Regions from separate parts of the Homo sapiens genome. Here regions 1 and 3 are each linked to region 2. A link is a loop called in an ENCODE intact Hi-C map of the cell type or tissue named here. Cell type or tissue: chondrocyte. All regions are shown on one strand. Region 1 overlaps RASA3 (RAS p21 protein activator 3). Region 2 holds the start of LOC124903221 (a long non-coding RNA gene). Region 3 overlaps RASA3 (RAS p21 protein activator 3).

Region 1 (8,000 bases), 91 kb before region 2:
GTTTTGAGGTGCCAGCCATTGTGAGTCCCTGCTCAGTGTGATCCCTGCTGCCTCTCCTCACCTGCCATTTCTCACCTGCTGTGGGGCAGAAACTCATCAAGCCAGAGCTCGTCAGAGCTACATGCAAAGTAAGAGCAGGTGGGTGCTGGGCACAGCCGAGGACCAGCACATGTGGCCTCTGTGCCTTTCCACTCAGAGGCAGCACGTGTTTTTGTGGCTCTCAGAGATGCGGAAGTCTGCAGGTGCAACATCATCTTACCACGCCTCGTAGGAGCTGGACTGCCGCAGGACTTTCAACGGGATCCTTAGTTCTCCCAGGAATTCATCTCCAAACTTCAGGTTACTGGCATTCCAGAGGTCAACTCTGAAAAACAGCATCAGGACAGCTCTAGCTGACGGCGGGCAGCCCGTGTGGAGCAAAGATGACAGGCCACGCTTTGTTCCCCCAGGAGCAGAATGGAGCCTGCAGCGCCTCCCAGAGTCTCCATCAAGGCTCAGCCCACAGGGCACGTTTCAAACACGTCAGACCAGCCTGTGGCTTTGGAATAAAGATGAGTGTCTCCCAGTGGTAATGGGCAGGCAGAGGAAGGCGGAAGGCCATGGGCCCGGACTCAGACCCAGGCTCTTAGATAGGAGGGAGCCTGGGCATCGCTGCGTGCACCCAGAAGCTACATGACCCCAGGCTCTTACATAGGAGGGAGCCTGGGCGTCGCTGCGTGCACCCAGGAGCTACATGACCCCAGGCTCTGTGCCAGGAGGGAGCCAGGCGTCGCTCTGTGCCAGGAGGGAGCCAGGAGTTGCTGTGTGCACCCAGGAGCTATGTGGCTGCTGCCACTCTCAGCTCCAGCACCATCTGTCCCCTTTGCCCACAACAGGCCCAGCACCAGCAGTCTGTGCACGGCGGGCAAATGTAGAACCCTGTCTCCATGGATTGCTCATGATCTAGGGGCACAAAGTGGATTCAGGGGCCATGCACACCACAGCGGGGGGAGAACTGTGGCCACAAACCACAGCACGGTCCACGAATCTCCGTGACTACCGCAGGCCCAGCATTGTGAAGCTTCTGCTCATGTCTAACACAGCAGCGGCTCCCACTAATGTTCTGTCCTAGTGTGGGATGGTACGTGTCCCCTCAGACCTGGGGCTGTGAAATTCTGACAGACATACAGCATCCCCGGCTGCAACAAGTCTACAGGGCTGGTAACCCAGTCCCTCATGGCCAGGACCCACTCATAGGCCTGAAACACCTGAAGTCATGCGTGGCCAGCCCTACCCACGGGCCTGAAACCACACAGTTACACGTGGCCAGCCCTACCCAGGGGGCTAAAACTCGGCAGGCCTAACCACACTGTGGGCATCAGGGGCATCCCCCTGGAGGGAGAAGATTCCAGAAGGCTGGGGATTTTGTTACCCTTGCGAATCCTGCAGGGAAGTGGCACCACAGAGGCACTGGCATCTGGGCCGGGGAGGGCTGACAGGCTGCACAGGAACCCACAGCGCGTTCCTTTCAGAAGGAACATGAGGGGACCGCTGATCTGCCCATGGACACTTTAAAAAAATGTGCTGAGTGGCCAGGCAGGCGCATTTGCCTTTAATAAGGGAAATATTTAAAACATGTTTTGTGTGCTTTTAAAAAATTTAATAACTAGGACTTCACTCCTGAATTCAAAACTTGGTGTAAAAAGAAACCAACAATGGCGCTTCCTTCTCTTGAAAAAGGGGCTGGTGTGAGTCCCTGGGGAGGCAGATCTGACCGACCACGTCAGGGACATTCTATGGTTCAGGACCCTGACCCCTCAGGAGGTGGATCTGACTGACCACGTCAGGGACATTCTATGGTTCAGGATGGAGACAACTATGGGGGACGGATCTGACCGATAACATCAGGGACATTCCTACAGTTCTCAACCACAAAACCACGCCTCCCAGCAGCCGTAGGGCCTGAGCCACGCACCGGCTCCACGTGTCCCATTAAGGGTCCCCCCAGGGCAGTGTTAGCCCCTGGGAGGGAGGGTGACCAGGGATTTGATGGCCAGCACATTCTCCAAAATGACCTAAAGAAAGCAGGTGCATCCCAGGCTCAGGGACATCCCAGGCTCGGGGACATCCCAGGCTCGGGGAACATCCCAGGCTCGGGGAACATCCCAGGCTTGGGGGCATCCCAGGCTCAGGGAACATCCCAGGCTCGGGGGCATCCCAGGCTCGGGGGCATCCTAGGCTCGGGGTCTCAGGGCCGGCTGGGGAGGGTCAGGAGGGAGCCGTTTCCTTCCTTCTCTGTCCAGCATGGGAAGATTCGGGGGCTTCAGGGGAGGCTCATCTGCCTCTTCATAGGGAATGGAGGCATTCGTTGGTACAGAAGGAACAGAGGCTACGTTCAAAAATAAACAGGAATCCAGCTTATTTTCACTGGGAGGAGGGAACCCGCCGGGGTTTGTGAAGGGCACATTCTGACGCCTGCCCTCCCCAGAACTCTGAGTCAGCGGGATCGTGGGGCTCTCTAAATCCTGGGCCTGAGATCGCGTCCTGACCTGCGTGAACCCACAAGCGATTTCCCCGTTTCCCGTGGGAGGCGTTGAGGAGCCAGGAAAGGGCGGTGGGGGCTCCATGGGCAAAGGCTGAAGATGCAGCTTCTATGACCATACACAGGAAACATGAACCCAGGACGCCAGGTGAGAGTGTTTCACTCGAGTCAAAGGGGACAGGGTCTCCACAGAGGCCACCCAGCCGAGAGTTTCAGCAGTGCCAGTGGGTCCTGCTCGGTCAGGGCCAGGCGTCGTGCTGACCCGCCAGGCCCTGCGACCTCTGAGTGAGGCCTGAACCCATGGAAGGCGGAGGGCTTAGAACAAGACCTTAAGAACGGCTGCAGCCCCCGTCACTCCAGGTGGATGAAGCCTTACGGCCAGAGGGATGCGGACCTCTGGCTTTCGCCTCTTCGCAGGTATTGCAAGGTGAGCCCTAACACCACCCACAGGCTGTCACTTCAACTACAACTTCTAACATCCTGTTGTGAAAATTACCAAGAAAATGGAAATTCATTTCTATCTATGACCCTATATTTAGTAACAAAGAACAAAAGAGCTGAGGAGTTTGGGTGAAAACTGCCAAGTTGGGGACGCGGAGCCTGGTTTTCTCACCTGATTTCGAGCTTGTCCACGTCTTCCTCCTCAAAGTCAAAGTGGGACTTCTTGCTGTAGCTACAGGGCCGGGTCACCTGGAGTCAGACGAGAGAGAAAGCGCTGAGACCGCGGTGCCACCAGGCGGGGGTATATGCGGACCTAGGCCCCGGGCTGCCCTACCCTCTGCGCTTACCCACACACCACTCAAGGGCCACAACCAGGAAGGCGCCAGGCGGGATTCGGGATTCAGGCCTGGCTTCCTGAGTGCCAGCATTTCCTACTCACGGCGCCCCTGGAGGGGCAGACCCAGGTGAGACCTGCCCCAAGGCTGTTCACGGCCACGGCCGGACTCTCCCAGTGGCTCCTGATGGGTGCCGGGCTCTGGGTACCTAAATGTCCGTCACCTGCGCCTGCTCTGGGCCTGCCACCCCGTGAGGGAGGGAGGGTCCCCTCTGCCGTGGAGACGAAGCCAGCGCCGCCCTCCCGTGGCCCCACCTCAAGGCTCTATTTGCCAACAGGAAGTGAAACGCGTGAGGTCTGTGGAGCCTGAACCTGGCCGGCCCCGAACAGGCCCCAGCACTCCAGGGAGGGTCAGACGGTGGAAAGTCAAGACGCTGCTACCTTCCTCCTGACACCTCCGCACCGTGGGTTCCTTAGAACAGAAACGGAGTGAAGGCGTGAAGGGTCGAGGCTCCGGGACCGCCCCCCGCCAGCCAGCAGGGCCCTTGCAGCAGAGCAGGAGGCCGACCCACAGGCTCCAGGAGACAGTGGTTATCACCTGGAGTTCCGATTTAACCACCATCAGCCGTGCACCAGGTCACCTGCGTTTACAAGAAGGGCTCCGTCCTGCCCGGCCTCCCTCCCTGCCCCCCCTTCTCCGGGCCTCAGCAGTGATGCTGGCTCAGGAGCTCTCAGCTCGAAGTTCTGATGTAAGGCTTGACACCAAAATCATGTTGCTAAAACTGCCTAACCTCTGAGCTTGCACTTCCTGATTGGTAAACTGAGGTGAAGATCACGCAGGGGCAGTTCTCTGCTTCGGGTTGAGGGCTGCTGACGCCTCCTCCTTCCTGACCTACACACCACTGTCCAAAAATTTGCTTCCCCCCAACTTCCCCATCTCACAAAACTCAGGTCAGGCAATGCCTCCTCCAGGAAGCCCCCAGTGCCCCTGCCTCATGCCCTCTCTGCAGGGCAGGTCAGGCAATGCCTCCTCCAGGAAGCCCCCAGTGCCCCTGCCTCACGCCCTCTCTGCAGGGCAGGTCGGGAGCTATTGTAGGGGCTTGTCTGTTTGCATCCCTCCCATGCTGGCCTGGTGTGGTGGCCTTGGACTCCTCTGTTTTCTGCCACATCTTATCACCAGCTGATCACCAGCACGGTGCTGGCACCTGACACGTGTTGAGTGAATGAAGGCAGCTCCTACCAAATTTATGAGATTATTTAATCTCATTTAGAGAGTTAAAGGGTCTTAATGTGTCTAGTTGTTATCCTGGAAGAAAATGGTACAGACGCTGCTTCCCATAGAAACGGAACATCTGTTTTCCTGGGTCTGCTCCCAGTAGGTGGCTGTCTGACCACAGCCCGCGGGGGATGTGCTCCCTCCCCGGGGCTCAGCCTCCAGCTGGGTCAGAAGCAGCTGAAGCCGAAAGAGACAGAGTCCTGGTGAAAGAGGTCTGCTAAGGAAGGGGAGGAGACGGAGTGAAAGGTCACAGAGCCCAAAGAGCAGGGCCCCGCGCGTCCCACACAGCAGCGGTCAGCGAGGTCCGGGCCTTCCCTGGAGCCCCACAGGTGGTGACGCAGACCATGGTTTTCAGACTGTCTGTGGTCACTAAATTGCTCCTGTAGGCTGAGACCCACGTCTTTACAGAGTGAAACAGGAGTGCACACAGTAGAAACAGCATGAGAACACTGCAAGCGTGATGAGCACCCGTGTGTGGCCGGGCAGTGGGCGAGCTCTACCCCACTGTGTGTATGACAGCTCTGTGTGTGGCAGCCAAGCCAGCAGCCGAGGCGGGGGGAGCTGCCACCTGGAACTCGGTCCATGCTGCATGCCTCCTGCACCTCCAACAGGGCCCACCCTCCCCCTGGGAGCCTGGCAGCTCCCTGCCTTCCCTCGCTCTGGCAAAACCATCTTCTCCGCCTGTCTATAAGTGAGGCTTCCGTTTGAGACAGAGAACAGATTCCACCTCTAAAGCCCTCCTCACAGTGGCCCTGAAAGCCTGGCCCTGGCTTTGGACACCAAGTTCCCACCTCTGCCTGTGGGGCCCTTTCGAGCCTCAGCAGTGCCAGTGGGTCCTACTCAGTCAGGACCCACTGACCGGTAGGTCCACTCTCCTACGGTCCCCTGAGAGCTGCATGCATCGAGCCCCACTCAGCCATCATGGCTCAGGGGAGCCCGCCCGACCCCTCAGATGTGACTGGCCATGCTCTTGCCACAGAGGCCTCATCCATCCTCACATCTCCAGGGCCTGTGCACCGGAATGTTTGTGGATGGGAAGAACATCTGCCTAAAGGCCCTGCACACAGCTGTCCCCAAACCGCACCGGCCACATGGCAGGTCCTCACTCCACGAGATGCAGCCATCCCAAACGGGGTCACATTCCACCAGGTGCACCCTTGCACCCTCCTTTTCATGGATTTTGGTGCTTCATGTTCTGAGAGGATCTCTGTGTCTGAATCCTTTCCCCTTTGTTTCAAAACCCTGCCTATTTCCACTGGAACAAGCCTTCCGCCTCTCAGGGATGCTTGGGCAGAGCAGCCAAAAAAACAAAAACCCCCAAGGTCCTGGTAATTTGGAAAGCATTAATCTGTCATCTTTTAACTCAAATCTGGGCCAGTTCGGGAGACAACGAATGACCTTTCTCTCTTGGGAGAGGAGGGAAGGTCCTGTGGCCACGGGTCCAATCCCCAGGGCTGGCTGGCTGGGCTCGCTCCTCTCCGGAAGGAACCCAGGGCCGGCCGGCGGGGCTCGCTCCTCTCCGGAAGGAACCCAGGGCCGGCTGGCGGGGCTCGCTCCTCTCCGGAAGGAACTTCCAGAGGGAAGAGACTGAGATCATTCTGGATCCAGACTTTCTGCCAACGTGTCTCGGGTGCAGAGTTTCCACTTAACGTTGACCCATGAAGATACCAACCTCAAAATAAAACACTTCATCGAACTGGGGATTGTTGGTCTTCCTCTTCACTTTCGTCTTCTTTGCTTCTGATCTGTTATCAAGTGAGAAAGGATTGGGATTAAAACAACACTGCTGATTCCAAGTCTCTCAGTGGTAAAACCGAGCTCTCAAATGCACAAGTCACTTATTGGCTTTATTTATTTTATAAATATTTCTGCTGGTCTCCAACTCCAGATGGTATGCAAATCAGGAACCTTTACTCAGCCAAAAATACCCAGCGTGAAGAGCATGAAGGCTTCATTTTCTACAAAGCAATTTTGGAGCAATAAAGAAAACAAAAGGAAGTAAAAATTCACATTCTACCTCAAAGCGCAACCTCCTGACTCCTCCCAAATGAGGCAGTGGTCTCGTGATTTCAGAGCTGGACCCTAGCCCCCCAGGACCAGAACAGAAACCTGAAGCGTGAGGCAACTTGCCTGAAGGGTCCTGCCAGCGTCACGGTGGCGTAGGGGTCACATTGCCCATTCACGATGGGGAGGCCCTGGCACTCGACGATGCTGAGGAGAGAAGCAGAGGCGGCGTCAGGAGGGAGCGCAGACACCTGGGCGAATGGCGAGACAGCTCTGGGTCAGGCAGGAGGCCTGAGTTCAAGCTGTGAGATGAGGTTTCCTCACCGGAAGGCAGGGAGGGCCACACCAGCCATTCTGCCTCGGTGTGACGCTGAATCACGCTGGCCATTCACAAAAGCCCAAAACAACACCTCTAAGGTGAGCATGTGCTTTAGCGTGGACGCCAGCAGTGTGTGACAGCACATCTAAAGCAGCGTCATCGGGGGGGCGGGGGGCAGGACCCCTAAAACAGTGTCATCCTGGGGGCCAGGACCCCTAAAACAGCATCATCTGGGAGCCAGGACCCCTAAAACAGTGTCATCTGGGAGCCAGGATCTCTAAAACAGCGTCATCCTGGGGGCCAGGACCCCTAAAACAGTGTCATCCTGGGGGCCAGGGCCCCTAAAACAGCATCATCTGGGAGCTAAGACCTCTAAAACAGCATCATCCTGGGGGCCAGGACCCCTAAAACAGCGTCATCTGGGAGCCAGGACCCCTAAAACAGTGTCATCTGGGAGCCAGGACCTCTAAAACAGCGTCATCCTGGGGGCCCAGAACCTCTAAAACAGCGTCATCCTGGAAGGGGGCCAGAACTTCTAAAACAGCATCATCCTGGGGCAACCTCTAAAACGGCATCATCCTGGGGGCCAGGACCTCTAAAACAGCATCATCCTGGGGCCAGGACCTCTAAAACAGTGTCATCCTGGGGCCAGGACCTCTAAAACGGCATCATCCTGGGGCCAGGACCTCTAAAACGGCATCATCCTGGGGCCAGGACCTCTAAAACAGTGTCATCCTGGGGCCAGGACCTCTAAAACGGCGTCATCCTGGGGCCAGGACCTCTAAAACGGCATCATCCTGGGGGCCAGGACCTCTAAAACGGCATCATCCTGGGGCCAGGACCTCTAAAACAGTGTCATCCTGGGGCCAGGACCTCTAAAACGGCATCATCCTGGGGCCAGGACCTCTAAAACGGCATCATCCTGGGGCCAGGACCTCTAAAACGGCATCATCCTGGGGCCAGGACCTCTAAAACGGCATCATCCTGGAGGCCAGGACCTCTAAAACGGCATCATCCTGGGGCCAGGACCTCTAAAACGGCATCATCCTGGGGGCCAGGACCTCTAAAACGGCATCATCCTGGGGCCAGGACCTCTAAAACGACG
Region 2 (8,000 bases):
TCAGATTTCAGCCGGACGGGAACTCTCTGCAGGGCCGGTGGAAAGAGATCGCCAGCCCCAGCTCTGTAGGGGTGCGGCCTGCCTCGAGCACTTCACACGCGTGCCCGGGGATGCTGGTGCTGCAGGTATGGGGACCCCGCTAGGAGAGCCCCGGGTTAAGGGTTGGTAACTGGAGAATGGGGTGGGGGTATGCCAGCTCTCCCTGCTTGCCCTGGTCCCACACACTCAGGCCTGTGTGGCCAGCGTGGTCCTCCTTTCCCACAGCCAAGGTGCCCCGACTGCCAGCGTCCACTCCCCGTGGGGCCGCAGGGTACACCAACATCTGAGGCAGAGGCACCGCTGTGGGCTCATCTCTCAGCTCAAAGGGTTTCCAAGAGAATCCTCAGCAAAAAAGCAACACTCGCCGTTCAGAGAGTGAATGAGAGGCCAGCAGGGGGCTGGGAAGGTGCTTAGCTCAGGGAGGGCTGGAGGGTGGGACTAGGAGGCACTAAAGGCCTGGGGGCTCAGAGAAAGGCCCAGCCCATCCCAGCAGAGGCCGACCAGGACTCCAGAGCCCGTGGAGGCCCTGCCATGCACGGGAAGCCTTTCCCGACTTGGGGGCAGGAGCTGGAGGGCTGGGATGATCCTAAGGGGATGCTCGGCCATAAGCCACATGCCAAGTCCAGAGCCCAACAGCTGCTGTACCTCCTGGGCTGTTTCCACGGATGAGGCTTCTCTGAATGTAAGTTTGTCTGCTCAGCCACACCGGCCTCCTCCTGGCACATCGTCTCTCACAGGCACCTCCTTCCATGGAGACTGGGGGCCTCAGACGGCTCTTCCCGACAGGGCCCTGCACTTGGGCAGATGCACCTGTGGCTTGAGCTCAGCACAGCACATAGTGGCTGGCAAGGAACGGAAGGAGAATTGGAGAAATGTATCTAAAATGTCAAGCAGACCTCTGCTACACTCACTGGGAAGAACCATGTTGCTTCTGACGAATTTCTTAAAAAGAGAGAAAGATGCCAATGAGAAAACCAGAGGGGACAAATGCTACCCGGGAATGTAAAACAGTTGCCATCAGAGACTGGCTGGCTCACATTGTGTCCACCAATCCACCCACCACGGCGAGTGATGTCCGTACAGCTCACACCGCATCCATCAATCCACCCACCACGGCGAGTGATGTCCGTACAGCTCACACCGCGTCCATCAGTCCACCCACCATGGCGAGTGATGTCCGTACAGCTCACACCGCGTCCATCAGTCCACCCACCATGGCGAGTGATGTCCGTACAGCTCACACCGCGTCCATCAGTCCACCCACCATGGCGAGTGATGTCCGTACAGCTCACACCGCGTCCATCAGTCCACCCACCATGGCGAGTGATGTCCGTACAGCTCACACCGCGTCCATCAGTCCACCCACCATGGCGAGTGATGTCCGTACAGCTCACACCGCGTCCATCAGTCCACCCACCATGGCGAGTGATGTCCGTACAGCTCACACCGCGTCCATCAGTCCACCCACCATGGCGAGTGATGTCCGTACAGCTCACACCGCGTCCATCAGTCCACCCACCATGGCGAGTGATGTCCGTATAGCTCACACCGCATCCATCAATCCACCCACCACAGCAAGTGTCTGCGATGTCTGTAGTGTCTGCGATGTCTGTAGTATCTGCAATGTCCATGCAGCTCTCACCATGTCCATCAATCCACCCCACCACGGTGAGCGTCTGCGATGTCCGTGCAGGGGAGAGAGACCTGGCCTATCCTCAGCACAGCCCATGTGACGTTAGAAAGGCAACCGCAAATTCAGCTGCGGAGTGCAAAACGAATTTCCTCCTGTCACACGCTAACTTTCTGTTCTGGATTTCCTGGGGTTTCCTTTATTAGACTTGAGTCCAGAACTCCTCTAGAAACATTCTCTGGGATATCTTGACCTGGCACGCAGAGGGGTGAAGGAACGGGGACACGGATGGATGGAGGGAGATGAACTAATCAGCAAATGCTCCTTGCACATTTCCTAGCTCTGTCAGCCAAAGTGAGGTCTGACCACAAAAGCTACCCATTCACTTGCTAAATGGTGCAAAATGGGCCCAGACCCTCATTTTACCTTTACTTAAATAACAGCATATTCTCGTCTGGTCTTTAAACCACACAGGCCAAAATGAGTTGAGCACTATCACATATTTAATTGACTCGTAAAAGCAACTTGTTTTTCTTCATCCTTCGCCGACCTTTGTTTATGGGTAACCCTTGATAACATGTGGGCAGGGTTTCAGTGTAAACCCGAGGGCAGGTTAAACACGCTCCCTCCAAAGCTTACTTGGCTTTGATTTTTCAACCACCCGCCCTCATGTGCAGGGACAGGGCAGAGTCGTGACCAACAGTGGAAAGACCCATAGCTCCCAGCTCCAGGGACGACGCGGGGGTGCTAAGCTGGTAAGCTGGGAAATTCCCGGGCACGACCCCTGGCCGTGGGTGAAAGCACCCCCAGCCCCACCCCCAGCTGTGAGATGCTGCAGGTTCCCCAGCCCCACCCCCAGCTGTGAGATGCTGCAGGTTCCCCAGCCCCACCCCCAGCTGTGAGATGCTGCAGGTTCCCCAGCCCCACCCCCAGCTGTGAGATGCTGCAGGTCCCGGCAGGAGAAGGCTTCTCCACAGAGAGGCCGCTGAACAAGGCACAGGGCCAGGTCTGGCCGTGTAAAAATACTTGGAACCCATGGGGGGCTTTGTGTGTGGTGTCATCGGCAGCTTCCATTATGTCCAGCGGTAACATGTTTACGGTCCCTGTGCCGCCGTGCGGTAGCAGTTTTCCCGAGTGTCTCCTGGCTGGGACGGCTGGTGAGGATGTGAGTTCAATAGATGAACACCCCACCTTGGTGACACAGAGGCTGGACAGTCACACCGACCCTTGGCCCGGGCGAGGCCACGTGTCCCACAAAACATAAGGCTTGGGTTAGTGTCGGGCACGCGGGGGAGGTGCCTGCCTGCGTGAAGACTGGTCACAAGACAACTTCCCAGTTTAGAAAATGGTTAACTGATTCATTAATACTCACTTCCTGTCGCAAGAGACTCATGCCCTAGAGATAAAGCCGTCGGAGGCAGAGTGCAGGCCTCGAAGCAGCTGGTCATGTCCACGCCCTCTGCAGGCCTCGTGTCCCCCTCGCTGTCGCCTGCCGATTTGGTGGCTCCTCTCATAACACACAGCCTCCTGTGTATGTTTTTACCCTACAAACGCTCTCTAACCGGTCCAGAGGTCAGAAACAGCCGCAGTCTCCTACCTCTATTGCTTCTCAAGGGAAAAGCACAGCCTGGAATGATGAGGAGCCCCCACGCCTTCTCAGTCTCCTGTAACGACGTTGCTACAGATGTATGTGTTTGTGTGAAGCTGTATTTAAATGTGAGATTATTCTTCTTGGTTAATATTTTACTTTCTGTCATAACCAGCAGGCTTAAAGAAGAAACCCAAACGCTCTGTGAATGGGACATGTGCTCAGAGGCGTCTGCAGTTGAGGCGGGTGACGTTCTGGGGTCCCTGGGAAGTTGTCATCACCCTGCTGACATGAGTGTGGATGTTGAGGCCTGGAGGGTGACAGGTCACACAGCCAGAGCCTGGCAGCAGCGCAGGGGCGGAACCCCGGGTCCCCTGTGGGCCTGTGCCCTCTCGGCCAGCCTTGCAACGCGCAGCTAACGCTCTTCAAGAAAACATTCTCTGGAGGAATCCTGCTGGTCCTGAAGTTTTTGGCCTTGAGAAGGTCATCACAGACACCCCTCCCCTCGGGCCAGGCCTGCTGTCTTGTCTAAGGGGCCCTATTTTATCTGAGGTGATTTGCAACTCTGAAACACACATACATAAAATAGAAATACCGTCCTCACTATTAACCTAGAGACCCCCATCCCTACCCCTCCCTATGAATGCTTTTTCATAAACATGCCGCATTCTGAGGAATCCGAAAGACTCCAGCGTAGGACAGACCGCTGTTCCAAGCCACTGGGAAAGGGGAAACTGGTGACTGAGCGGCGCCCGTCAGAGCCATTAAAACGTGAGGGAAAACTGCACCTTACGGCACACGAACCCTTAGAAGAGGCAAAACACTACTGAGTTAATGCTTAATTTATTTGTAATGATAAAAGTTTTTATCACTTTAAATAAAGTTATTTGAAAAAAGTTATTCAATGGCAGCCTAATAATTTTGCTTAATGAAAAATTAACTCTGCAAATACAGTTTCCACTATTCACATGGAGCCTGCAGGTTTGGAGAATCCTCTGCATCAGTGTGGGTGAGCACGTGTGTGAGGGGTGCACGTGTGTGAGGGGTGCACGTGTGTGAAGGGTGCACGTGTGTGAGGGGTGCATGTGTGTGAAGAGAGCACGTGTGTGAGGGGTGCATCAGTGTGGGTGTGCACGTGTGTGAGGGGTGCACATGTATGAGGGGTGCACGTGTGTGAGGGGTGCACGTGTGTGAGGGGTGAGCACGTGTGTGAGGGGAGCACGTGTGTGAGGGGTGCACGTGTGTGAGGGGAGCACGTGTGTGAGGGATGCACATGTGTGAGGGGTGCACGTGTGTGAGGGGTGCACGTGTGAGAGGGGTGCACGTGTGTGAGGGGTGCATGTGTGTGGGGGTGCACGTGTGTGAGGGATGCATGTGTGTGAGGAGAGCACGTGTGTGAGGGATGCATGTGTGTGAGGAGAGCACGTGTGTGAGGGGTGCACGTGTGTGACAGATGCATGTGTGTGAGGAGAGCACGTGTGTGAGGGGTGCACGTGTGTGAGGGGTGCATGTGTGTGAGGGGTGCACGTGTGTGAGGGATGCACGTGTGTGAGGGGTGCATGTGTGTGAGGAGAGCACGTGTGTGAGGGGTGCACGTGTGTGACAGATGCATGTGTGTGAGGAGAGCACGTGTGTGAGGGGTGCACGTGTGTGAGGGGAGCACGTGTGTGAGGGGAGCACGTCTGTGAGGGGTGCATGCAATGCTCCTGTATGCACATCTGTGGGTGAGCACGTGCGTGAGGGGTGCACATCTGTGGGTGAGCACGTGCGTGAGGGGTGCACATCTGTGGGTGAGCATGTGCGTGAGGGGTGCACATGTGTGAGGGGAGCACGTGTGTGAGGGGTGCATGCAATGCTTCTGTATGCACATCTGTGGGTGAGCACGTGTGTGAGGGGTGCACGTGTCTGAGGGGTGCATGTGTGTGAGGGGTGCACGTGTGTGAGGGATGCACGTGTGTGAGGGGTGCATGTGTGTGAGGGGTGCACGTGTGTGAGGGATGCATGTGTGTGAGGAGAGCACGTGTGTGAGGGATGCACGTGTGTGAGAGCACGTGTGTGAGGAGAGCACGTGTGTGAGGGGTGCATGTGTGTGAGGGGTGCACGTGTGTGAGGGGTGCATGCAATGCTCCTGTATGCACATCTGTGGGTGAGCACGTGTGTGAGGGGTGCACGTGTGTGAGGGGTGCATGCACACACACCTGTAAGCATGTGTGTGAGGGGTGCACGTGTGAGGGGTGCATGCACACGCACCTGTGTGCACATGTGGATGTTGCCGTGTGCACGTGTGCACACCAAGTGTCCGTGAGTGCACGGGAACAGCCGTTTAGAAGTGCCTTAATCTTCCCGAGCACAATAGTAGCTCACCTCTGCAAGGAGGCTGAAAATTCTCATTATGAGTCTCATAAATACGTGGCCACGTTCATGGGTTTGTCTTATTTATCCCTTACTCTATAATAACTTGGAAGGCACAGCCAATATTTCCCTTATATCCTGGGACAGCCCCAGTTCATGGCTCCCGACGACTGCAGCTGCCTCCTGGGAACCCCAGGGGGGCAAACTCAGGCCCACCCCCGCCTGTGTGACTCAAACCCCCCAGCCAAGTGCCTGTGGGAGGACATTTTAGTGGGTGGGGAAGCTTCTGAAAAATCACTTTACTCTAACTAATATTTGTAATTAACACATCAAGTAAAACTAAAAGCTTTTGCCTTGCCGTTGTTGCCTTTTGGTGGGTGACCTCAAAAAGTCATCCATCTCACACTGACTCTATCACATCCCAACTCTAGCCCCAAATCCTAATAAACACACCAGTTAAGAATGCATGGCACATTTTTACAAGCCTCACAACTTTCTGATTAGATGCATAGAAATGTCCCAAATATTTCTGAAATATTTTATTTGAAAACCGATGTCACCGCCACTTTTAAGCCACAGGCATTACACTAAAATCTGGACTAGCGTCTAAGCAAGTGGCAGCTTTTGAGCTCCGCACACTCCGTGTGACCATCCACAAATCTATGATGAATTATTAACCAGACCAGGCTAGCCCACTGCCTGGCCTTCTCTGCTGAAAGTCAGCAGCTGTATCCTGCCTGAAAAACACCAGCATTCTTGTGTTCATAAAACCCGCTGGTTCCAGTGCAGCTACCCAGAGGGAAGCCTTGGGTGTGGGCAGCGACAGGGGTGTGGGTGCCACCGTGGGGTCCCCCAGAAGGAAACCAGGGGAGCACAGAACTAAATGGTCACCCATGACAATGAATCGTGATCTGGTGGGAAGAAATCAAAGTGCTTTTATTTGGAGATGAAATTGGCTGCCTGCCCCTCCCTCTCCACCCCCCGCTTTCCTCCTGACCCACCCACCCCAGCTCTTTTCCCCGGCCTGGGAAGGGCACATGGAGGGCAGAAAGGGCTTCCCTAAAGAAAACACAGAAATACACTTTATAAAGCAAAATAAACTTAAAAAAAGGCACTTAGCAAAAATGTAGTGAGAAGTGTTTTTTCCTTTCCAGTCTTTCATTTTCACTCAGCATTTCCATAAACACATTCTTGGGTCCAAATGCTGAGAAACTCTTTCTCTAAATACTGGAGGAGCGCTAAATGGAGCAGGAAATGATGGAGAGAGAAAGGAATGCCACTGATTCCAGACGGATGGGACCAGCTGGGGAATTCAGGAAGCGGTACGGAGGTCCCGGAGACAACTGCTCACGCCTCTGAGGGGCCGATCGCTCAGGATCCCCCAGCAGCAGCGAGAGAACCAGCAGGGCCCCCCTCCCCTCTCCAGCCAGGCGTCGATCAGTGCCCCCCTCCCCTCTCCAGCCAGGCGTCGATCAGGGCCCCTCCCTCTCTCCAGCCAGGTGTCGATCAAGTCCTCACCTTCTCTCCAGCCAGGCGTCGATCAGGGCCCCTCCCTCTCTCCAGCCAGGCGTCGATCAAGTCCCCCCCTTCTCTCCAGCCAGGCGTCGATCAGGGCCCCCCCTCCCTCTCTCCAGCCAGGCGTCGATCAGGGCCCCCCCTCCCTCTCTCCAGCCAGGCGTCGATCAGCGCCCCCCTCCCCTCTCCAGCCAGGCGTCGATCAGGGCCCCTCCCTCTCTCCAGCCAGGCGTCGATCAAGTCCCCCCCTTCTCTCCAGCCAGGCGTCGATCAGGGCCCCTCCCTCTCTCCAGCCAGGCGTCGATCAGGGCCCCCCTCCCCTCTCCAGCCAGGCGTCGATCAGGGCCCTCCCTCCTCTCTCCAGCCAGGCGTCCATCAGGGCCCCTCCCTCTCTCCAGCCAGGCGTCGATCAGGGCCCCCCCTCCTCTCTCCAGCCAGACGTCGGTCAGGGCCCCTCCCTCTCTCCAGCCAGGCGTCGATCAGGGCCCCTCCCTCTCTCCAGCCAGGCGTCGATCAGGGCCCCCCTCCCCTCTCCAGCCAGGCGTCGATCAGGGCCCCCCTCCCCTCTCCAGCCAGGCGTCGATCAGGGCCCTCCCTCCTCTCTCCAGCCAGGCGTCGATCAGGGCCCCTCCCTCTCTCCAGCCAGGCGTCGATCAGGGCCCCCCCTCCTCTCTCCAGCCAGACGTCGGTCAGGGCCCCTCCCTCTCTCCAGCCAGGCGTCGATCAGGGCCCTCCCTCCTCTCTCCAGCCAGCCAGGCGTCGATCAGGGCCCCCCTCCCCTCTCCAGCCAGGCGTCGATCAGGGCCCCCCTCCCCTCTCCAGCCAGGCGTCGATCAGGGCCCTCCCTCCTCTCTCCAGCCAGGCGTCGATCAGGGC
Region 3 (8,000 bases), 52 kb before region 2:
ACCTGTCTCAGGTCAGCAGCCAGGAGCTGCCCAGACCTGGCACAGTGGACCAGGAAGGGAAGGTCACCCAAGCCTCCACAGGTGGGGCTTTCTGCAAGCAAGGTGCAGCGGTCAGCCCGAGAGGCCACGGTGCCGAGCAAATCCTGGTTGTCCTCATGGGGACGACAGGAATTCAGTTCTGGCAGAGCCAAGACTGCCGGGAAGCCAGAGGGGCTCCTGCAGGAGGTGACGGGCCTGCGGGGACGCGAAGGGCCAGGACCGGACACGCCCCGTTCCGCTCTGCTTCCAGTGAGGCGAGAGGCGGGCAGGACGCAGCTGGAGCCGCGCACGCCCGGAGCTCAGGCCAGGACTGTCCCCCAGCGCTGCGCTCGCCCGCGGTGGAGCTGCAGTGTTATCAGTGGTCAGCTCAAGTCCAGTGGCTTGAAAGGGAGGCAGAGGCCTCACCTTCCCTGAGGCTCCCTGTGAAGAGCAGGAGGCTGGGCCCTCGGGAAGACCCCAGCCAGGCTCTGCCACCTCCACAGCCGGGAGACGGGGCCTCCAAAGCCGGCAGACGGAGCCCCCACAGCCGGCAGACGGAGCCCCCCACAGCCGGCAGATGGAGCCCCCCACAGCCGGCAGACGGAGCCCCCCACAGCCGGCAGACGGAGCCCCCACAGCCGGCAGATGGAGCCTGGGCACTGCACACAGAGACATTTCTTCTTCCCGAGACCTCGCACAGAAATTACTCACTTAAAAGCACTTAGAGTTTTTTCATTTTTTCAGTGGCAAATATTTCGAGGGAATACCACAGAAATAGCCACACCAAAACCCAACTCAGTTCTCCCTTCTCCACCCCCGCCACGGCCGGGGACGCTGCCTCGATGCGCGGGGCTCCCTCCGCCATGGCCGGGGACGCTGCCTTGATGCGTGGGGCTTGGGTTCTTCAGGTCTCTTGATGTTTTTCCTCTTAGAACCGCAAACTACGGTTGCCTGAAAAGGTTTCTAAAAACCCCAGGCGCCCAGGCCCACCTCAGAGAACGGCTCTTTAAGGGTGATGGGTTATGAAACAGGAGCCCTTTGGGAGGCCAAGGTGGGTGGATCATGAGGTCAAGAGATTGAGAGCATCCTGGCCAACATGGTGAAACGCCGTCTCTACTAAAAATACAAAAAAAAAAAAAATTACTGGGCATGGCGGCAGGCGCCTGTAATCCCAGCTACTCAGGAGGCTGAGGCAGGAGAATCACTTGAACCTGGGAGGCGGAGGTTGCAGTGAACCGAGATCGCACCACTGCACTCCAGCCTGGGCGACAAAGCAAGACTCTGTCTCAAAAAAAAAAAAAAAAGAAAAAGAAAGAAAGAAATACGAGCTTTGAAATCTATACTAGCCATGGAGTCTAACACGATCCTTAAGCGAACTGCTCATTACAAAGCGTGGCAGGCTGCCTTCTCTCCAGAGGGTTTCTGGTGCCCTATCCACGGAGGCGGCAGTGGGATTCAGCCGTCACCTGTGCTTGCGGTGGTAACTCCATCTCAGACTCAACAGGGGACGTGTCTGCACAGAGCACACGGCGCAGGGGTTGGGCGGGGAGGACGGCAAGGTCAAGCCAGCTCAGGGGACATGGTGGGCAGGGGGCTCCAGATCCCACGGTGGGCAGAAAAGGCGGGGGTCGGACTGACGCCGTCCTGGACCATGTCCACGTCTGGGGTCTGCAGGTTCCATCTCCCTTTCCACTGTGCCTAACCTTACATCTATAACCTACATCCAGCAAGACACGATTTTCCACGATGAGTTGATTCGTAATTCCATTTATGTGCAAGTTTTTAGAATTTTCCTGTGGGTTTTTTTTTTACTTACTTATGATTTTAATTTTGTTTGCTTTAAAAAAAACACATGCATAGGAAAGAATGCTTCCTTTCATTTCAATTAAAAACAACAAATTGCTTTTTTTTAAGCAAAAATTCATTGAGGGGGGGCTCGCATTGTACAAAGAAAATCAGACCCACCGGGATGGCTGTGATCAAAGAGACAGTAACAAGGGTAGGGAGGTGGAGATGCGAATCCAAACACACAACTTGTGCAAAGGTCAAGTGGCCACAGCCGCCACGGAAAACAGGCTGGCGGTTCCTCCGACGTTCAACACACAGTCGCCACGGGACACAGTGGTTCCACCCCCAGGTGTGCAGCAATAGACATCACAGCCCACGTCCGCACGCAGACTCGGACACGCGTGCTCACAGCCCACGTCCGCACGCAGACTCAGACACGCGTGCTCACAGCCCACGTCCGCATGCAGACTCGGACACGCGTGCTCACAGCCCACGTCCGCATGCAGACTCGGACACGCGTGCTCACAGCCCACGTTCGCACGCAGACTCAGACATGCGTGCTCACAGCCTCAGTCATGACAGCCAGACAGTGGAAACAAGGCAGGTGGGCCTCGGCTGCTGAGGGAGCAACAGCAGAACGGTGCTCAGCCCTGGAGAGGAAGGACGCCTGGACCCTGGCCCCACACCACAGCATCCACAATGTGGTGCCAACCAACAGGCCACGCACACAGAGGCCATGGGCCAGACGCTTCCACTGACACGAAATGCCCAAGAGAGGCACAGCCGGCGACAGAACGGGGACCCGTGTCTGCCGCCCCAGGAGAGGCTGCAGGCCGGAAACTGGAGGATTACAGGGCGCGAGTGTCGTTTTAGGGAGATGAAAATGTTCTAAAATTGGCTGTGGCAATTGTTGCACAACTCTGCAAATATACTAAAAACCACTGAATTGTACATTTCAAAATGGGTGAATTGTACGGTGCTTGAATTATACCTCAATAAAGCTATTTTTAAAGAAACAAAATTTTAAATACGTAAAAAAATCAGAAAGTGAAATCTGGAATTAACATTCCAGGAAACATCCTCCTGGAGTTTTTTCTCCAAAAATATAAAATAGAATAAAATATATAAATGTTATAGGTTTAAAATATACAAAATATAAATATATTTGTATTACATTTATAACATAAATACAATATTTATAATACAAATATAAGTATATTCATACTATAATGACTCATTATATTATAATACAAATATATTAACAATAATAGTAAATATTTATGTTATAAATATAGAAGATACGAATGGAAATACGGATAAATTTTTTAAATAAAAGTGAGGTTATGTTCCCTGTGACAGAGTCAGCTTTTTCCTTTCACATCAGGCCATGGGCCACTTTCCAAAGAGCTGATAAAACGCTGGGGTCAGACGGCACGTGTGTGCGTGGACAGCAGTGCCAGGTCCCCCTGCCATGTGCACGCTGTGTGGTGGGAGCAGCAGGGGTGAGCACCCTGGGAACGCAGATCTGTGCAGTGGCTGATTGTCCCCGTGGGATAAATTCCTCCAAGGATGTGCACTGTCCTGAGGCCTTTGAAACACAAAGCCACAGAACCCTCCAGGGAGTCTGGACCAGTGTCCACCCCCAGCATACGCCGTCTTATAAATATTTCTACAGTTTGCTAAACCGGTGGCAAAAACCTGCTTAAATTTTAAATGTCTGGCTCATTGGTGAGGTGGAATGTCCATCTTTTTATGAGCAGTTTTAAATCTCATTTTTTCTTGAAATGCTCTGGGCCTGTTTTCTATTAGAATGACCATCTTTTCATGCTCAGGATTTAACCCTCCGGGAACTTCTGAATGTGTGTTGCAACTTAAAAGACATATTATTTCACAACATTTAAGGAGGATCTTTTTTGAACTAAAAAAACCCCCACAAATTTGTTAAATTTGTCACCAGTGGGTGACTATGGACCTGTGATCAGCCAACTCTGAAATGAGCTCCAGCAGATGGACACAGCGTCCCAGGACCTGCAGGAGCAGAGGCTGCGAGGCCAGCCACGTCCACCTCGATCACGTCACCTCGTGGGCAGAATGGCCTACGCCCCATGTCCTCCCAGCCCCACCCAGAACCCACGGTGAGCACCCGGCAGGAAGTGGCCACAGCACCATCACTGGAGGCCACGCGGAGTCTGAGGACAGCAGCTTTCCCCCCTATGCTGTTGTGGGGACTCCAGGCTCAGCCTGAGGACAGGGTCAGTTCCCTCCACACAGCACCAACACTCCCAGGTGCAAAGCCCAGGCCCACGGACAGCCCCCCGCTGTCCGTGGGTCTCATGGTGGGGGCACCCATTTTCTTTCATCAGCAGGAAGGTTTGTGCTTTCTCCTTCCTGGGCAGCAGAGTTTGAAGCGTATTCCAAAAGAAAAATGAAACCGGCTGAACGCTAGGGCATTCCTCCCATCCCCCATCCTGTTCGGTGGCCTGTGCCGGACAATCTCTTCTTTCTGATGGACTCAAAGGGGCCACACAGCCACCAGGTGCCCCCCTTCCCATCAGCAGCTTAACCTCGGGGTATCTCTTGGACAGGCCGGCTTTGTCTCCAGCCGAGGTCAGCAGCAGTCAGATGCGGGATGAATGCCTGGCCCAGGCGGCCCCCACTCACCGCCCGAGGGCTCTGGAACTCTCTTTCCAAATAAAGAAAAAGTGCGGCCTGAGAGGACCAGGCTCGCCTGAAATCCTGCCATGTGGCCTAAGGAAATTAACGCACGCAGCAGCCTCTCCCTCTGAGGCAGAGACCCTGGCAAAGTCTCCTTTCCCTCAGTCATTTCTGGAAGAAGTGCAAATGAAGTTTCACAGAATCAAGCAAACTTTCACGGGGAAAAAAGAAAAAACCTCTTGCAGAAAACAGAGTTGACCTTTAAGTAGTGGCTCTGATGAGGGGAAACCATCTGAACTGAATTCCTCCTCCTCCTGGAGCCTGGAGCAGGGGCTCAGCTGGGACCAGCAGAGAAACCCCCGCCTTCTCCTCCCTGAGTCACTTCCCAGCATCTGCGCAAGGCTGGCGCTGCCCCATCCCGCCTGCGGCTGCTCCCATCACGTGATCATAAGAAAATAAACCTGGTTTCCCAGCTCTGTGCTCTGCCGCAGGCTCGGGGCCCATTTCCCAAACGCTGGGGGGAGCCGGGAGCTGCCAGGGCTGCCCCAGCCTCGGGGTAGAGGGTAAAGGCTGCGTGAAGAGGAACCAAACCCCAAACCGGGTCTGCGAAGCAGCCCTGGGGCTCCCAAGCCAGCCTCTGGGCTGAGCTCTGCGGTCCTGAGTCACTGCCTGACTCATCCTCAGAGGCGCCCCACAGAGAAGGGGCAACTTGGCCAGGGAAAATGCTCCATCTCCGCAAAGGACAGGAGGCAAAACACACCCATCAGAAGCACATGGCCAGTGCAGGGCCACACAGCCCTGGCTCCCACAGACCGCAGGCTGGAGAATGGGGGTCCGCGGTCAGCTCATAGCCCACCCGCCACCCAGCACTGCAGGGTCACACAGCCCTGGCTCCCAGAGGTCAGAGGCTGGAGGGCAGGGGTCCGTGGTCAGCTCACAGCCCACTCACCACCCAGCACGGCAGGTCTCAGCGGAAGCCCCACACACACTGGGTTGCAGCCTCCTGTGGTTCAAGATGGGTGGGGTTATTTTGAAATGTTGGCAAATAGAGCTGTGAGTCTTCAAACGGAACCCAAAGACTCAGTGAGGAAAGCAGGCGGGCTGGGCTGAGACTCACAGCTGCAGCGGCCGTGGTGAGCCACCTCACCTCCCCGAGCCTCAGTCTCCCCATCTGTTCAGGGGCACCGAGGAGCTGCCCCTCGGCTCATGGGCTCTGTGGTCGCCAGGCACGCCACACACCACACGCCACACACCACTGCACGCAGCACCCCGGGACACTGTGGCCTCGGCTCCCGCCTCTCCTGCACATGAGGCTCTTTCCTCTCTCCCACCCCATACCCCCCAAAAAAGAACCACCATCCTTACAAACAAATGAAAATCGGCTGGGTCTTTAGGGCCCGGCCACGATGTGTGACTGCAGCAGTGACTCTCAGGAGGAGGCACAACCAGACACCGGGTCCCCTGCAGCAGCTGAGACACCTCAAACCCCAAACCCTCAGTGAGGCCCTGGTGGGAAAAGGGGCTCTCCAGGGAGGTGCCAGGGGCAGGAGAGAGGGCCAGCGGCCGAGGAGCGGGAGGCGGCCGGGCGAGAGGAGGCCCGGGCAGGAGGGAGAAGGGGGGACCTGGCCTTTGCTCCTCATGGGATCCTCGGTGCGGCCCCCTCGTGACAGGCCCAGCCTCTCCCTGCAGTGGCCCAGCCACAGCTCAGGGCCAGGAGGCTCCTGCAGGCACAGGCGGCCGATGAGTCCCTTCCAGGCCTGGGCCTGGGGCAGCCTGCCATGTGCAGTAGACACTCAGTACTCACAGAATACGAGCAACCTCATGCTCTCCGCCGGCTGAGTTCCTGTGCGGCTGAGAGAACCCCCTGCATCATTCTGACACAGGTGCGCTCCTGTGAGCCAGCATGACACGGAAGGACACACACATGCAGGTGGAGATGGAGATGCTGGGCCGGGCTTGGGGGTCATACAGACAGGACCAGGGGCTCTGACCTGCTGGGAGATTTGGGGCCAGCATTCCAGGACTGAGAGAACAGATCCCTGGCCTGGGGTGCTCTGGGGCTGAGGATGGGCCCCCACCTGGGCTGAGGATGGGCCCAACCTGGGCTGAGGACGGGCCTCCCCACCTGGGCTGAGGACAGGCCCCCCTACCTGGGCTGAGGACGGGCCCCCCAACCTGGGCTGAGGACGGGCCCCCTGACCTGGGCTGAGGACTGGCCCCCTGACCTGGGCTGAGGACAGGCCCCCCAACCTGGGCTGAGGATGGGCCCCCCAGCTGGGGCACTCTGGGGCTGAGGACGGGCCCCCCACCTGGGGCACTCTGGAGCTGAGGATGGGCCCCCACCTGCGGTACTCTGGGGCTGAGGACGGGCCCCCCACCTGGGGCACTTCTGGGGCTGAGGATGGGCCCCCACCTGCGGACACCCCGGGGCTGAGGATGGGCCCCCACCTGGGGTACTCTGGGGCTGAGGATGGGTCCCCTACTCCAGCAGTTCTGGGATATTCTGGGCTTCAAGAAGCCTCCAGTCGTGTCAAGCAGGTTTTTGTTTAAGCTCTAACTTGAGAGTGAAAATAAATGTTCATGGGAAATGTGACTTTTCATGAGTCGCCTAATGTCAAAGTCGGTGTTTCCTAAGTCAGCAACTTGGTTTTTATTAAAAGCATCTGAGAGAATGAACCGTCTGTCTCCCAAACCACCAACTTCCTCCTGCCCCTTTCAGTTTCTAACCCCAAATAACTTCTCCCCTCCCGAAAAACTTTGGAGCTGTGGAGACATTTCTTGGTTTAGTCATTTCTACTACACAAAAGTACTATTTTGGGGGTGATTTACATCTTGCAGTATGAACAGAAAGAAACCTCCCTGTCTTTAACAAACACCCACTGCGTGCACACAGGACGGGACGGGCTTCCACCCAGAAGAGCTCAGAGCCTGCCCCTCAGGGCTGCCAAGTGAGGGTCCCTGGTGATGTCTGATGTCCTCGTCTGCCTGGGAAGACCCAGCTCTCCTCGCTCAGCTCTAGAAGATCTATCTGTTCCTTGACTTGTAACTTCTAATTGTACATAAAACACACAAACAAAAGAACAAGAACTCCCCCATAATTCCACTTCTCAGAAATCACATCACATTGACGTTTTTGTCTGCGTATCCAGATCATTTTGGGGGTGCTCATGATTTTTTAAACAAAAGAACTTTTCCTACAGACACAGCTTTGTAACCTAACGCATAACCAGCTTTCGGAGCAGGAGTTCAGGCCGTGGCACCTCTGGGTGGAGGGGGCACAGAAACCAGCCACGCCTGCAGTTTCTTCCTGTTGTGGCCACGGCCCCTTCTCCCCGAGATGGGCATGCAAATGAACCCTGCAAAGGACGCAGGAGCAACTCCACAGAAAGGGGGGGCCAGGGCTCCGCGTGGGGCAGAGGGCTTTGCCCAGCCTCAACCCCAGTGGCAGGGGGTAGGGTCAGACCCAGAACCCTGAGGCAGAGCCTCCCTGAGCCAGGACTGTCTGCGTGGATGAGGGTTTGGGGAGAGGTCAGCCACGT

Evidence for each region. A loop is a pair of places that touch in the nucleus more often than their neighbours do. Peaks named below come from ENCODE experiments on the same cell type or tissue, not always from the same donor. Only the 100,000 strongest peaks of a DNase experiment are listed, where the experiment ranks them.
Region 1: it touches region 2 in a loop (2.4-fold over the local background); 6 of 110 quality-filtered maps call a loop at or near these places.
Region 3: it touches region 2 in a loop (2.4-fold over the local background); 42 of 110 quality-filtered maps call a loop at or near these places.

Annotation. Positions count from the first base shown.
Region 1 is chr13:114,021,145-114,029,144 of GRCh38, forward strand. It overlaps RASA3 (RAS p21 protein activator 3), which reads right to left. Exons shown (of 24, transcript NM_007368.4): 6 at 6,703-6,783; 7 at 6,245-6,317; 8 at 3,135-3,211; 9 at 260-364. Among named protein-coding and RNA genes, the nearest start is that of C13orf46, 51 kb to the left of the region's middle. RefSeq lists an enhancer at 3,120-3,959. In chondrocyte, a CTCF peak has its summit at 4,699 (motif pointing right); no DNase peak of the experiment used is centred here.
Region 2 is chr13:114,112,466-114,120,465 of GRCh38, forward strand. The region is part of intron 1 of RASA3 (RAS p21 protein activator 3); the gene reads right to left. It overlaps LOC124903221 (a long non-coding RNA gene), which reads left to right and starts at 3,100. Exons shown (of 2, transcript XR_007063883.1): 1 at 3,100-3,355; 2 at 3,436-4,157. RefSeq lists enhancers at 143-738, 944-2,143, 2,367-3,231, 4,270-5,222, 5,223-6,174 and a silencer at 7,008-7,349. In chondrocyte, CTCF peaks have their summits at 428 (motif pointing right), 628 and 3,155 (motif pointing left); DNase peaks (open chromatin) are centred at 206, 536, 2,816 and 5,086.
Region 3 is chr13:114,060,371-114,068,370 of GRCh38, forward strand. The region is part of intron 2 of RASA3 (RAS p21 protein activator 3); the gene reads right to left. Among named protein-coding and RNA genes, the nearest start is that of RASA3-IT1, 45 kb to the right of the region's middle. RefSeq lists enhancers at 3,492-4,011, 4,759-4,818, 5,179-5,408, 6,339-6,468, 7,069-7,128 and 3 more and silencers at 5,939-6,008, 6,679-6,798. In chondrocyte, a CTCF peak has its summit at 4,997; DNase peaks (open chromatin) are centred at 3,931, 4,481, 5,041, 5,961 and 2 weaker places.